Linked DNA regions of Homo sapiens: all the other regions are linked to region 2. A link is an interaction called in ENCODE POLR2A ChIA-PET data of the cell type or tissue named here. Cell type or tissue: CD4-positive, alpha-beta T cell. All regions are shown on one strand. Each heading gives the region's core, and the rest is flanking DNA. Links, peaks and the distances in the headings are about the cores only.

Region 1 (3,610 bases), core at 598-3,097, 1.4 Mb after region 2:
TTTTTTTTTTTTGTAGAGACAGAGTCTCACTATATTGCCCAGGATGGTCTAGAACTCCAAGCCTCAAGCAATCTTCCTTCCTCAGCCTCTGAGAGTGCTGGGACTATAGGACTGAGCCACTGCCTGTAATCCCGGCATCTCTCCAGGATTTAAGGTGAATTACCTCTGCTTCTGTTTAAAATGGGCATGCATACAGCCAGCTCAGACTTTGACAATGACCAACCTAATTTGATCAGAGTTCTGTCATTTTGAGGGTTCCTAGCTGTGTGACCTTGGGCAGGTCACTCAACCTTTCTGTGCCTCAGTCTCCCTATCTGTAAAATTGAGTTAGTACGAACTCATAGGGTTGTTGTGAAGATTAAAGACTGTCTCAGAGCAAGTGTCTGTTAAATAAATAAGCCCACCACAGTACAGCTAGAACCACTGAGGTGCTGGGAAGGGAAGGGATGGGCTCAAGAGTCCTTGGAGGACCCCTGATGCCAGGCCAGAGCCTCCCCTCCTCTCAGCCCCTTGCCAGCCCCCACTGGCCTCACCTTCAGACATCTGCTGGAGGGCACTCTCCCTCCGCCCCTTGTTAGCCCAAGCCCCACCTCTGCCCTGGCTGCTGGATTTGCCCCTCACCCCAAGCCCGTGAGGGAGGTGGGTTCACATCTGAGGCCCACAGAGGGTACAGAACCTCCCCCATGCCACTGCCTTTGTATGTCCCAGGGCCAGGAGGAGGGCGCAGTGGATTCTGGGCTCCCACCCCCAGCCCCAGCCCCCGCACACCCGCGTTATCTCTCAGCAGCAGCCACTGAGCCTCCCAATATCTCTCTGATCCCCCAAATTTCCGGTTCCCCAAAGACAACTCAGGATGTGGGGAGGGAGGGGCAGGGAGAGGAGGAGGGAGACAGAGAAGAGAGAGATCGCAGCAAGAGACAGTGAGCCACACAGAGACCAGAAGGAGAATCTCCAAGACAGAGACCAAAACTAGGGCAGAGACGCAGAGACAGATGAGAGAGACAGAGCAGTTCCCAAAGAGCGAGAAAGAGAGAGACAGACAGACAGACAGAGGAAGAGCGCTGGAGAGACATAAACAGACTAGAGACAGAGTCAGAGCCAAAGGGGCGCGGTGACCCCAAGACACACAGTGACAAAGACACAGGGAGACAGGGGCAGAAGTGGAGAGACTGAGGGCCAGGCAGACACAAAAGCGGAGATGGAATAGGGAGAGGGGAGGCTTGGGGTGAGAGATGTTGGGGGTACCCGGAAACAGAAAGTAGGTTGGTGAGCTTGAGAGCCAGACGGGTGATGGGGAAACATGCACAGGGGCCTCCCAGGTACACGAGGGGGCGAGGGGGAGGGAGGCAGGGACAGAGACCCCCAGTGTGTAGGTAGCAGGCCAGAGACCCCATCCCTGTCTTTTTCTTTCTTTCTTTTTTTTTTTTTTTTGAGATGGAGTCTCGCTCTGTCACCCAGGCTGGAGTGCAATGGCGCGATCTGCGCTCACTGCAACCTCCGCCTCCCAGGTTCAAGTGATTCTCCTGCCTCAGCCTCCCGAGTAGCTGGGATTACTGGTGCCGGCCACCACACCCGGCTAATTTTTGTATTCTTAGTAGAGACAGGGTTTCACCATGTTGGCCAGGCTGGTTTCAAACTCTTGACCTCAAGTGTTCTGCCCACCTCAGCCTCTCAAAGTGCTGAGATTACAGGCGTGAGCCACCCACGCCCGGCCTCCCTCCCTGTCTTTCTCAGGGATCCAAGGACCTTCCCAGCCCGCTCAGGGCCACAGATACTCCAAGCGTCCACCCATCAGGCTTATATAACCCTTGGCTTAAGCCCAGCCCTGGAGCACCCCCACAGCCCCAGAGCCAGCAGCCCCAGGGAGAATCCCAGCAGTGAGGTGTGCTCAGAAGGGCTGCCACTGCCCACCACGCTCCTTGTTTATGAAAGGGTGATAAGGAGAAGAACTCCCACAAGGGTCACAGTAAGAACCGAGTGTCTCTACAGCAATGGCACCTTGCCCAGCAGATGGTAGGTGCCTGGAGATGGGGCCTTGTTGATGAAGGCTGGTGCTCCCACAGCATCCTGTCTAGATGAGTCAGGATGCTTTCATCTGCAAATGACAGAAACCCAGATGAAGCTGAGCCAAGCCAAAGAGGCGTGCTTATTAACTCCTGCAGCTGAACAGTTCATGGGTGGATCCAGCTTCAGGAACAAGTGGATCCAGGACCTCTGTATTAGCGTTCACTAGTGAGACAGGACTAATAGGATAGATAAATATTTGAAGGGGAATTTATTAGGAGAATTGACTCACACGATAACAAGTGAAGTCCCACAATAGGCCATCTGCAAGCTGAGGAGCTGGGAAGCCAGTCCAAGCCCCAAAACCTCAAAATTAGGGAAGCTGACAGTGCAGCCTTCAGTCTGTGGCTGAAGGCCCAAGAACCCCTGGCAAACTACTGGTGTAAGTCCAAGAGTCCAAAAGCTGAAGAACTTGGAGTTCAATATTTGGGGGCAGGAAGCACAGGGGAAAGATGAAGGCCAAAAGACTCAGCAAGTCTGCTCTTTCCAACTTCTTCTGCCTGCTTTTATTTATTTATTTATTTTGAGACAGAGTCTCGCTCTGTCACCCAGGCTGGAGTGCAATGATGCCATCTAGGCTCCGCCTCCCAGGTTCAAGCGATTATCCTGCCTCAGCCTCCCGAGTAGCTGGGATTGCAGGCACCCACCACCACACCTGGCTGATTTTTGTATTTTTAGTAGAGACCAGGTTTCACCATGTTGGCCAGACTGGTCTCGAACTCCTGACCTCAGGTGATCCCACCCGCCTCGGCCTCCCAAAGTGCTGGGATTGCAGGCATGCACCCAGCCCTGCCTACTTTATCCTAGCCACACTGGCAGCTAATTAGATGGTGCCTACCCAGATTGAGGGTGGGTCTGTCTCTCTCAGTCCACTGACTCAAATATTAATCTCCTTTGGCAACACCTTCACAGACACACCCAGGATCAATACTTTGCATCCTTCGATCCAATCAAGGTGACACTCAATATTAACTATCACAAGTCCACCCCTTGTCAATTTGAACCCATATACATCTCCTGAAATCATACATAATTTTCAAATAAAGACAATAATAGGCTGGGCGCAGTGGCTCAGGCCTGTAATCCCAGCACTTTGGGAGGTTGAGGCGGGCAGATCACCTGAGGTCAGGAGTTCTAGACCAGCCTGGCCAACATGGCAAAATCCCGTCTCTACTAAAAATACAAAAATTTCCTGGGCATGGTGGTGTGTGCCTGTAATCCCAGCCACTCGGGAGGCTGAGGCAGGAGAATGGCTTGAACCCAGAAGGCAGAGGTTGCAGTGAGCCGAGATCACACCACTGCACTCCAGCCTGGGGGATAGAACGAGGCTCTGTCTCCAAAAAAACAAAGTTTATAATTACACCTAACATAATACAGCTATCCTTCATACAACCGGAAGCACACCAATCCTTAACCTAAATGCTATTACGTAAAGTTAACAGCACATAAATGCTGATATGAGGTCAATAAATCTTATGTCACATGATAAAGGAAATAAAATGAAGATATTTTCTTAGTGTGTACATGCACAAACATATTCTCAACA
Region 2 (3,610 bases), core at 414-2,913:
GCCCGTTTCACACTGTCTCTATATCTGTTTCCCCTGAGATCCGGGATCAGTTGAAGGAAGAGGAGATCCACATCTACCAGTTCCCCGAATGTGACTCTGATGAAGATGAAGACTTCAAGAGGCAGGATGCAGAGATGAAGGTGTGGGAAACAAAGAAGGAAGGCAGGCCGGGCACGGTGGCTCACGTCTGTAATCCCAGCACTTTGGGAGGCTGAGACGGGAGGATCCCCTGAGGTCAGGAGTTCCAGACCAGCCTGGGCAACATGGCGAGACCCCACCTCTACTAAAAATACACAAATTTGCCAGGTGTGATGGTGGGCGCCTGTAATTCCAGCTACTCGGGAGGCTGAGGCAGGAGAATCACTTGAACACTCCAGCCTGGGCAATGGAGTGAGACCCTGTCTCAAAAAAAAAAAAAAAAAAAAAAAAAAGAGGAAGGGGCAGGAAGCAGAGGAGGCGGGTGTGGAGATTGAAGCTGGGAAAGAGAAAGTTTCTGCCGTGTGAGCCAATGGTGAACCCCTGCCCCCTGCCCTCCAGGAAAGCATCCCTTTTGCAGTCGTGGGATCATGCGAGGTGGTGAGGGATGGCGGGAACCGGCCGGTGAGGGGACGCCGCTACTCCTGGGGGACCGTGGAGGGTGAGTGAGGCCAGGCAGGGGTCCTAAGGCCAGCAGGGAGCCCGGGGCCTCTGGGTCAGGCGCACTCAACATGTGAAGTTGGGGTGGGCTTTGGTCCCAGGGGATCCTAGGAGGAAAGGGGGGTCGCTGGGCTGCAGACCGCGGACCCTCCGCTAGAGTGGCAGCAGGACTTTCCTGTAGACCCGACCCTTACGGGTGGGTTGGACCCGAAACTCCCTGACGTTCGCTGGTCCGCGCCGCCCCCCCTCCAGTGGAGAACCCACATCACTGCGATTTCCTGAACCTGCGACGGATGCTGGTGCAGACACACCTGCAGGACCTGAAAGAGGTGACGCACGATCTGCTCTACGAGGGCTACCGGGCCCGCTGCCTACAGAGCCTGGCCCGGCCTGGGGCTCGCGATCGAGCCAGCCGCAGGTGAGACCCGGGGCGGACAGTATCAGAGCCTCCAAGGTCCCGCCTCACCCATGACCCCGCCCTGAGGACTCGTCCCCACCACCCGTGACTCCGCCTTCACCACTCAGACTTCTCTCTCCCTCCCTCCCTCCCTCCCTCCCTCTCTCCGTCTCTCCCTCTCTCCCCCTCTCTCCCCACCCGCTTTGCCTCCGGCCCTAACCTCAAGGAACTGGCTCCGCCTCCTAGACCCCAACCTCGCCCCAGGCCCTGCCTCCTGGGCCTCACCCACAACCTCAGGTCCCGCTCCTGATTCCTGTCCCCTTCCCACTGTCCCGCAGTAAGCTTTCCCGCCAGAGCGCCACAGAGATCCCGCTGCCCATGCTGCCTCTGGCGGACACCGAGAAGCTGATCCGCGAGAAAGACGAAGAGGTGAGCACGCACCTCGCTTCCCCCCGACCGATGCCCCAGGTCCCCCTCTGGCTTCGCCAGGTCACCGCCTGCAATCTCGCCCTGCACAGCTGCGCCGCATGCAAGAGATGCTGGAGAAGATGCAGGCCCAAATGCAGCAGAGCCAGGCCCAGGGCGAGCAGTCAGACGCCCTCTGAGGCCACGCCCCGCCCGGCCTTACCTCGGCTCCGCCTTCAGTCGGCCTCTTGTCCAATCCCCGCGCCCCACACTGCCCAGCGCCCCCCGGGACCTCCGCGGGTGCCGCCCTCGCGCGGGCTAGGGGGAGGTTCTCCCAGCCTGAGTCCGTAGCCCCGCCCCGGCGCTGGTCCCGCCCACCCAGACACCGCCCACTTCCCGGCCCGGGGCCTGCACAATCTCCGACCGCATCACTGTCTTCCGGAGTCCCCCTTCTTCTCCCAGACTCTGTCTTCAATAAAAACTGAGCTTCCCGCGGCCACGCGAGCCTTCTCCTTCCTTGCGGAAAAAGGCGGCGGGCGTAGATTGTGGGGCCGACCCCCGCAGGCCTCCAGGCCGCATCCATTCATTTGTGGGGCGCTCCCACCTGAGGCCCTCGCGCAGACACTCTGAAGGCGCCGCCCATAAGAAACAAAGATCAGTTAAATTTTATTGGGAGCCGGGGTGGAGGTCGGGCCGAACAGAAGCGTCGGGCAGCGGAGGCCCGCGGGTGCCCCTACTCCTGGTCCTTGGCGTCGCCGTGCGTGATGACGTAGCAGATGTTTTTGTAGTCGACGTTGCCGCCCACGTCGGGGGGGAAGGCCGCCCACATGTTCTTGATCTGGGGAAAGACGTAGGGGCGTCTCGCACAGGCCCTTAGTCTCCCCGGCCCCAGCCCCTTTGCTGCTCCGGCCCCGCCCCGGTCCCCACTCACCTCCTCCTGGGAGAAGCGGTCACACTGCGTGGTCAGCAGCTCCTCCAGGCTGGAGAGAGGTGACACAAGGGGAGTTGCGATTGGGTTCCTGGTTCCTTTCCACTCCCTCGCACCTCATCCCCGATGCCAGCCCCAGCCTCCCCTGAAAACCCAGGTCACTCTACTTCCTTCATTGGCCTCCCAGACACTCGCTTTTGCCCTCTCCGCCCACATTTGCTGTGAAAATGCAATCTTACCGCCCATTACCACAATCTTAACTACTCCCTTACCTCTGGCAGTGCCTAACCCTTCGTAGGAATTTTTGGGTTTTTGTTTGTTTTGAGACAGGGTCTCACCCTGTCGCCCAGGCTGGAATGCAGTGGTTTGATCACGGCTCACTGCAACCTGGAACTCTTGGGCTCAAGGGATCTTCCTGCCTCAGCCTCCGGAGTAGCTGGGACTATAGGTGTTTGCCACCACTCCCGCGAATTTTTTTTTTTCTTTTTTTTGGAGACGGAGTTTTGCTATTGTCGCCCAGGTTGGAGGGCAGTGGCGTGATCTTGGCTCACTGCAACCTCCGACTCCAGGGTTCAAGCGATTCTCATGTCCCAGTCTCCCTAGTAGCTGGGACTACAGGCGCCCGCCACCACGCCCAGCTAATTTTTGTATTTTTAGTAGAGACGGGGTTTCACCGTGTTGGCCAGGCTGTTCTTGGACTCCTGACCTCACATGATCCGCCCGCCTTGGCCTCCCAAAGTGCTGGGATTACAGGCATGAGCCACTGTGCCCGGCCAGCCCACGAATTTTTTAGTTAAGTTTTTAGAAACAGGGTCATGCTGTGTTATCCAGGCTGATCTCAAACTCCTGTCCTCAAGTAAATCCTCCTGCCTCTGCCTCCCAAAGCACTGGGATTATAGGCCTGAGCCACAGGGCCCAGCCTTGGTAGAAATTTAAGGAGGCTGTCAGTGTGGGAGCAGCTGGTGGAGTGGGGGAAGGGTCGGAAGGGTGGGGGAGCCGATGCTTACAACTTCTTCTTGATGGTGCCCTTTCCCTCAGGGTCCAAGACCTTGAAGGCTCCGGTGATCACATCCTCAGGGTCGGCACCTGTGGGGGTCAGAGGGCACATGAAGCTGATGGGTCCCTGAAGGGTCTGGGAAAAGGCAGCCGGGGCCTTGGACCCAGGACACTCCACTCACCCTTGAGCTTCTCCCCGAACATGGTCAGGAAGACGGTGAAGTTGATGGGACCGCTGGCTTCCTTCA
Region 3 (3,610 bases), core at 598-3,097, 180 kb before region 2:
GCCTCTCAAACTGTATATTTTTCCTCTTTACATTTACATGGCAGTGTAGTAACCTAGCCTAAAATCCCACCTCTCTCTAGTTGCTAAGGTTTTGCCTTCAATAATTTGAGGCATTCCAGCCTGGCTTCTGGGGTCAGTGAGCCAAGATCATGCCATTGCACTCCGGCCTGGGGGACAAGAGCAAAACTCCCTCTCAAGAGTAGAGAGTAGAGGCCGGGTGCAGTGGCTCACGCCTGTAATCCCAGCACTCTGGGAGACCCAGGCGGGTGGATTTCCTGAGGTCAGGAGTTCAAGACCAGCTTCGCCAACATGGTGAAACCCCCTCTCTACTAAAGATACAAAAAATTAGCCGGGCGTGGTGGCAGGCACCTGTATTCCCAGCTACTCAGGAGGCTGAGGCAGGAGAATCGCTTGAACCTGGGAGGCGGAGGTTGCAGTGAGCCGAGATTGCACCATTGTACTCCAGCCTGGACAACAAGAGCGAAACTACGTCTCAAAAAAAGGAGAGAGAGAGTGTGTAAAGTGGAATAGAATAGAATAGAAAACAATTTAAAAAGAACTAAAATAAAATAATAAAATAAAGACTTGGCGCCGGGCGCTGTGGCTCATGCCTGTAATCCCAGCACTTTGGGAGGCCAAGGCGGGGGGATCACGAGGTCAGGAGATCGCGACCATCCTGGCCAACATGGTGAAACCCCGTCTCTACTAAAAATACAAAAATTAGCTGGACGTGGTGGCGCGTGCCCGTAATCCCAGCTACTCGGGAGGCTGAAGCAGGAGAATTGCTTGAACCAGGGAGGCAGAAGTTGCAGTGAACGGAGATCGCGCCACTGCACTCTAGCCTGGCGACAAAGTGAGACTCTGTCTCAAAAAAAAAAAAAAAAAAAAGACTCCGTCACTGAGTGGGCCTCCTCGAAGGGCCTCCTCTAAGGGACTGGGAAGGGGACGTCAGGCCCTCGGTCGAGAATCTTGGACCGGTTTCCCCTCCCCTGCAGCCTTTGCTGCCACCTGCCTGAGCCCAGGTCAAAGCGGCCGCACCCATCTTAACTACGGGCAAGAGGCGCTGCCAAGGCCGCCTGGGAGGAACAGCAAGAGAAGACTTTTCCAGCAGGAACAAACTAGGTCAGCAACACCGGATCGATATTCAAGCTGTTCAATGCCTTTCTCTAAAATGAAGAGAAGCTGGACTGTCGCCAGCCATCTTTTCTTCTTCTTTTTTTTTTGAGACAAGAATCTCACTCTGTCACCCAGGCTGGAGTGCAGTGGCACGACCTCAGCTCACTTCAACCTCTGCCTCCCGGGTTCACACGCTTCTCCTGCCTCAGCCTCCCAAGTAGCTGGGATTACAGGCGTGTGCCACTATGCCCGGCTAATTTTTGTATTTTTAGTAGAGACGGAGTTTCACCACGTTGGTCAGGCTGGTCTTGAGTTCCTCACCTCAAGTGATCCACCCGCCTCGGCCTCCCAAAGTGCTGGGATTACAGGCGTGAGCCACCGTGCCCAGCCGCCAGCCATCTTTTCTAAGAGCGCTTTCATTTTTCTGGACTCCGGAACCACAGAGTTGCTCGCCGTCCTCTCTAGGCCCCACCCGAAGCTACTACCGGTCGTCGAGGCGTCCGTGGAACCTCCTGCACCCTACTCCCAGGGCAAACCCCCAGCGTCCCTCCGGGAGCCGCGGAGCCACTGGCCGCGCTCATGGCTCCAAGCCAATGAACCAGGGAAGGTGGAAGGGACGGAGACTGGGAAAGTGTCTGAGGACCGAGAGCTCCGCGGAAACGGCCGACTGCCGCTTCCTGGCGCAGTGGGGGTGTCTGCGGTATAGGGATGTTCGCGTCCTGATCCGGGACGCGATGCCGCGACCTGCGGCCACCTAGACGCGCTCAGCGGCGCCCGCCCCACCCGGATCCCCGAAAAGGGAAAGAAGTGGCTCTCCTCACTTATGCGGCAGGTTGAGCTGTTTCCTGAGATTCCCGCCAGATCACCCTCCCTGAAGTTCCCTCCAGGCTCCTCCACAGGGGCTCCCCTGGACCTCCTGTAAAACATTCACAGCCTGGTATACTGATATATTCTGAGTTAAAAACAGAGAAATTGTAGTTTCAGAAGGAGCAATCCGACCTGTTTCTTCTGCATGGAGCATGCCAGAAACCTTACTCTGGGGGAGTATCCTTCTGTACCAGGGCAAGAAAACAGCCCTGAGAAGCCACAAGGGACCAGAATAAACATACGTAACAAAGTCATCTGTATCTTGTACCTGTTTGACAACCCCCTGATACATATTCTAGTTACTCACTGCCCTAGCCAAATTTTCTTTGTCCTGTCATTTCTTTTTTCTTTTATTCTTTCTTTCTTTTATTTTTTATTTTTTATTTTTGAGACCGAGTCTTGCTCTGTCGCCCAGGCTGGAGTGCAGTGGCGCAATCTCGGCTCACTACAACCTCTGCCTCCCGGGTTCAAGCTATTCTCCTGCCTCAGCCTCCCAAGTAGTTGGGACTACAGGCACGCACCACCATGCCTGGCTCATTTTTGTATTTTCAGTAGAGACGGGGTTTCACCATGTTGGCCAGGATGGTCTCGATCTCTTGACCTCGTGATCCGGCCACCTCAGCCTCCCAAAGTGCTGGGATTACAGGCATGAGCCACCGGGCCGGCCCTCTTCTTCTTTTTTTTTTAAACGAAGTCTCTCTCCCGCCCAGGCTGGAGTGTAGTGGCTCAATCTTGGCTCACTGCCACCTCTGCCTCCCAGGTTCAAGTGAGTCTCCTGCCTCAGCCTCCTGAGTAGCTGGGATTACAGGAACCCACCACCACCCCCAGCTACCTTTTTTTTTTTAATTTTTAGTAAGGACGGGGTTTCCTGACCTCAAGTGATCTGCCCACCTCGGCCTCCCAAAGTGCTGGGATTACAGGCATGAGCCACCGCGTCTGCCCACTGAAATTTTATTGTTCTTTGTCTAAAAAATATAAAAGCACCTGGCTTTGGGCACTTTTTCTGACTTCCCTCTCTTGTGAAGATCCCCATGTACATGTAAAACTAATACAATTGGTATAATTTTCTCGTTTGTCCACTGTCAATTCATTTGTTCTTATTTTACTTTAGTTTATTTTTATTTTTATTTTTTGAAGATAGGGTTTCACTAACTTGCCCAGGCTGATCTCATACTCTTGGGCTCAAGGGATCCTCCTGCCTTTGCCTCCCAGTAGTTAGCATTACAGGCGATTCTCAATCTGGGCCTACATTCAACTAAAGAGCCCACCAAGAGCTAAAAGGCAGTTGGAGGCAACTCTGACTCCCATACACAGTAAGGGAGGAGACCATCCCTCATATTGTCTTACGCCCAATTTCTGCCTCCAAAGAAAGAAGAAGTAAAAACTCAAAGGCAGAAATGGAATCCACAGGCAGACAGCCTGGCGCCACACCCTGGGCCTGGTAAAGATCGACCTCTGACCTAATCAGTTTTGTTATTTATAGATTACAGACATTGTATAGAAAAGCACTGTGAAAATCCCTGTCCTGTCCTGTCCTGTTCTAATTACCAGTGCCTGCAGCACCCAGTCACATATCCCCTGCTTGTTCAATGGATCACGACCCTCTCACGGGGACCCCCTTAGAGTT

Evidence for each region. Peaks named below come from ENCODE experiments on the same cell type or tissue, not always from the same donor. Only the 100,000 strongest peaks of a DNase experiment are listed, where the experiment ranks them.
Region 1: POLR2A ChIA-PET joins it to region 2 with 6 read pairs; 1 of 35 experiments calls an interaction of 5 or more read pairs at or near these places.
Region 3: POLR2A ChIA-PET joins it to region 2 with 7 read pairs; 14 of 35 experiments call an interaction of 5 or more read pairs at or near these places.

The regions. Positions count from the first base shown.
Region 1 is chr16:29,006,649-29,010,258 of GRCh38, reverse strand. No RefSeq gene overlaps it. Among named protein-coding and RNA genes, the nearest start is that of LAT, 23 kb to the right of the region's middle. In CD4-positive, alpha-beta T cell, for the core only: no CTCF peak of the experiment used is centred there; DNase peaks (open chromatin) are centred at 868 and 2,048; H3K4me3 peaks cover 743 bases; H3K27ac peaks cover 1,812 bases.
Region 2 is chr16:30,376,462-30,380,071 of GRCh38, reverse strand. MYL11 (myosin light chain 11) reads right to left here. Exons shown (of 7, transcript NM_013292.5): 4 at 3,545-3,610; 5 at 3,374-3,452; 6 at 2,370-2,418; 7 at 2,081-2,276. The coding sequence ends at 2,172. It overlaps SEPTIN1 (septin 1), which reads left to right. Exons shown (of 11, transcript NM_001365977.2): 7 at 39-140; 8 at 538-637; 9 at 889-1,054; 10 at 1,372-1,462; 11 at 1,552-1,937. The coding sequence ends at 1,638. It also overlaps a transcript of ZNF48 not described here. Among named protein-coding and RNA genes, the nearest start is that of MYL11, 3.5 kb to the right of the region's middle. RefSeq lists enhancers at 145-702, 703-1,260, 1,432-1,491, 1,882-2,221, 2,070-2,364 and silencers at 1,182-1,291, 1,562-1,901. In CD4-positive, alpha-beta T cell, for the core only: no CTCF peak of the experiment used is centred there; DNase peaks (open chromatin) are centred at 1,031, 1,721 and 2,201; H3K4me3 peaks cover 2,454 bases; H3K27ac peaks cover 2,385 bases.
Region 3 is chr16:30,559,673-30,563,282 of GRCh38, reverse strand. No RefSeq gene overlaps it. Among named protein-coding and RNA genes, the nearest start is that of ZNF764, 3.1 kb to the right of the region's middle. RefSeq lists enhancers at 1,471-1,620, 1,641-1,840. In CD4-positive, alpha-beta T cell, for the core only: no CTCF peak of the experiment used is centred there; a DNase peak (open chromatin) is centred at 1,712; H3K4me3 peaks cover 1,158 bases.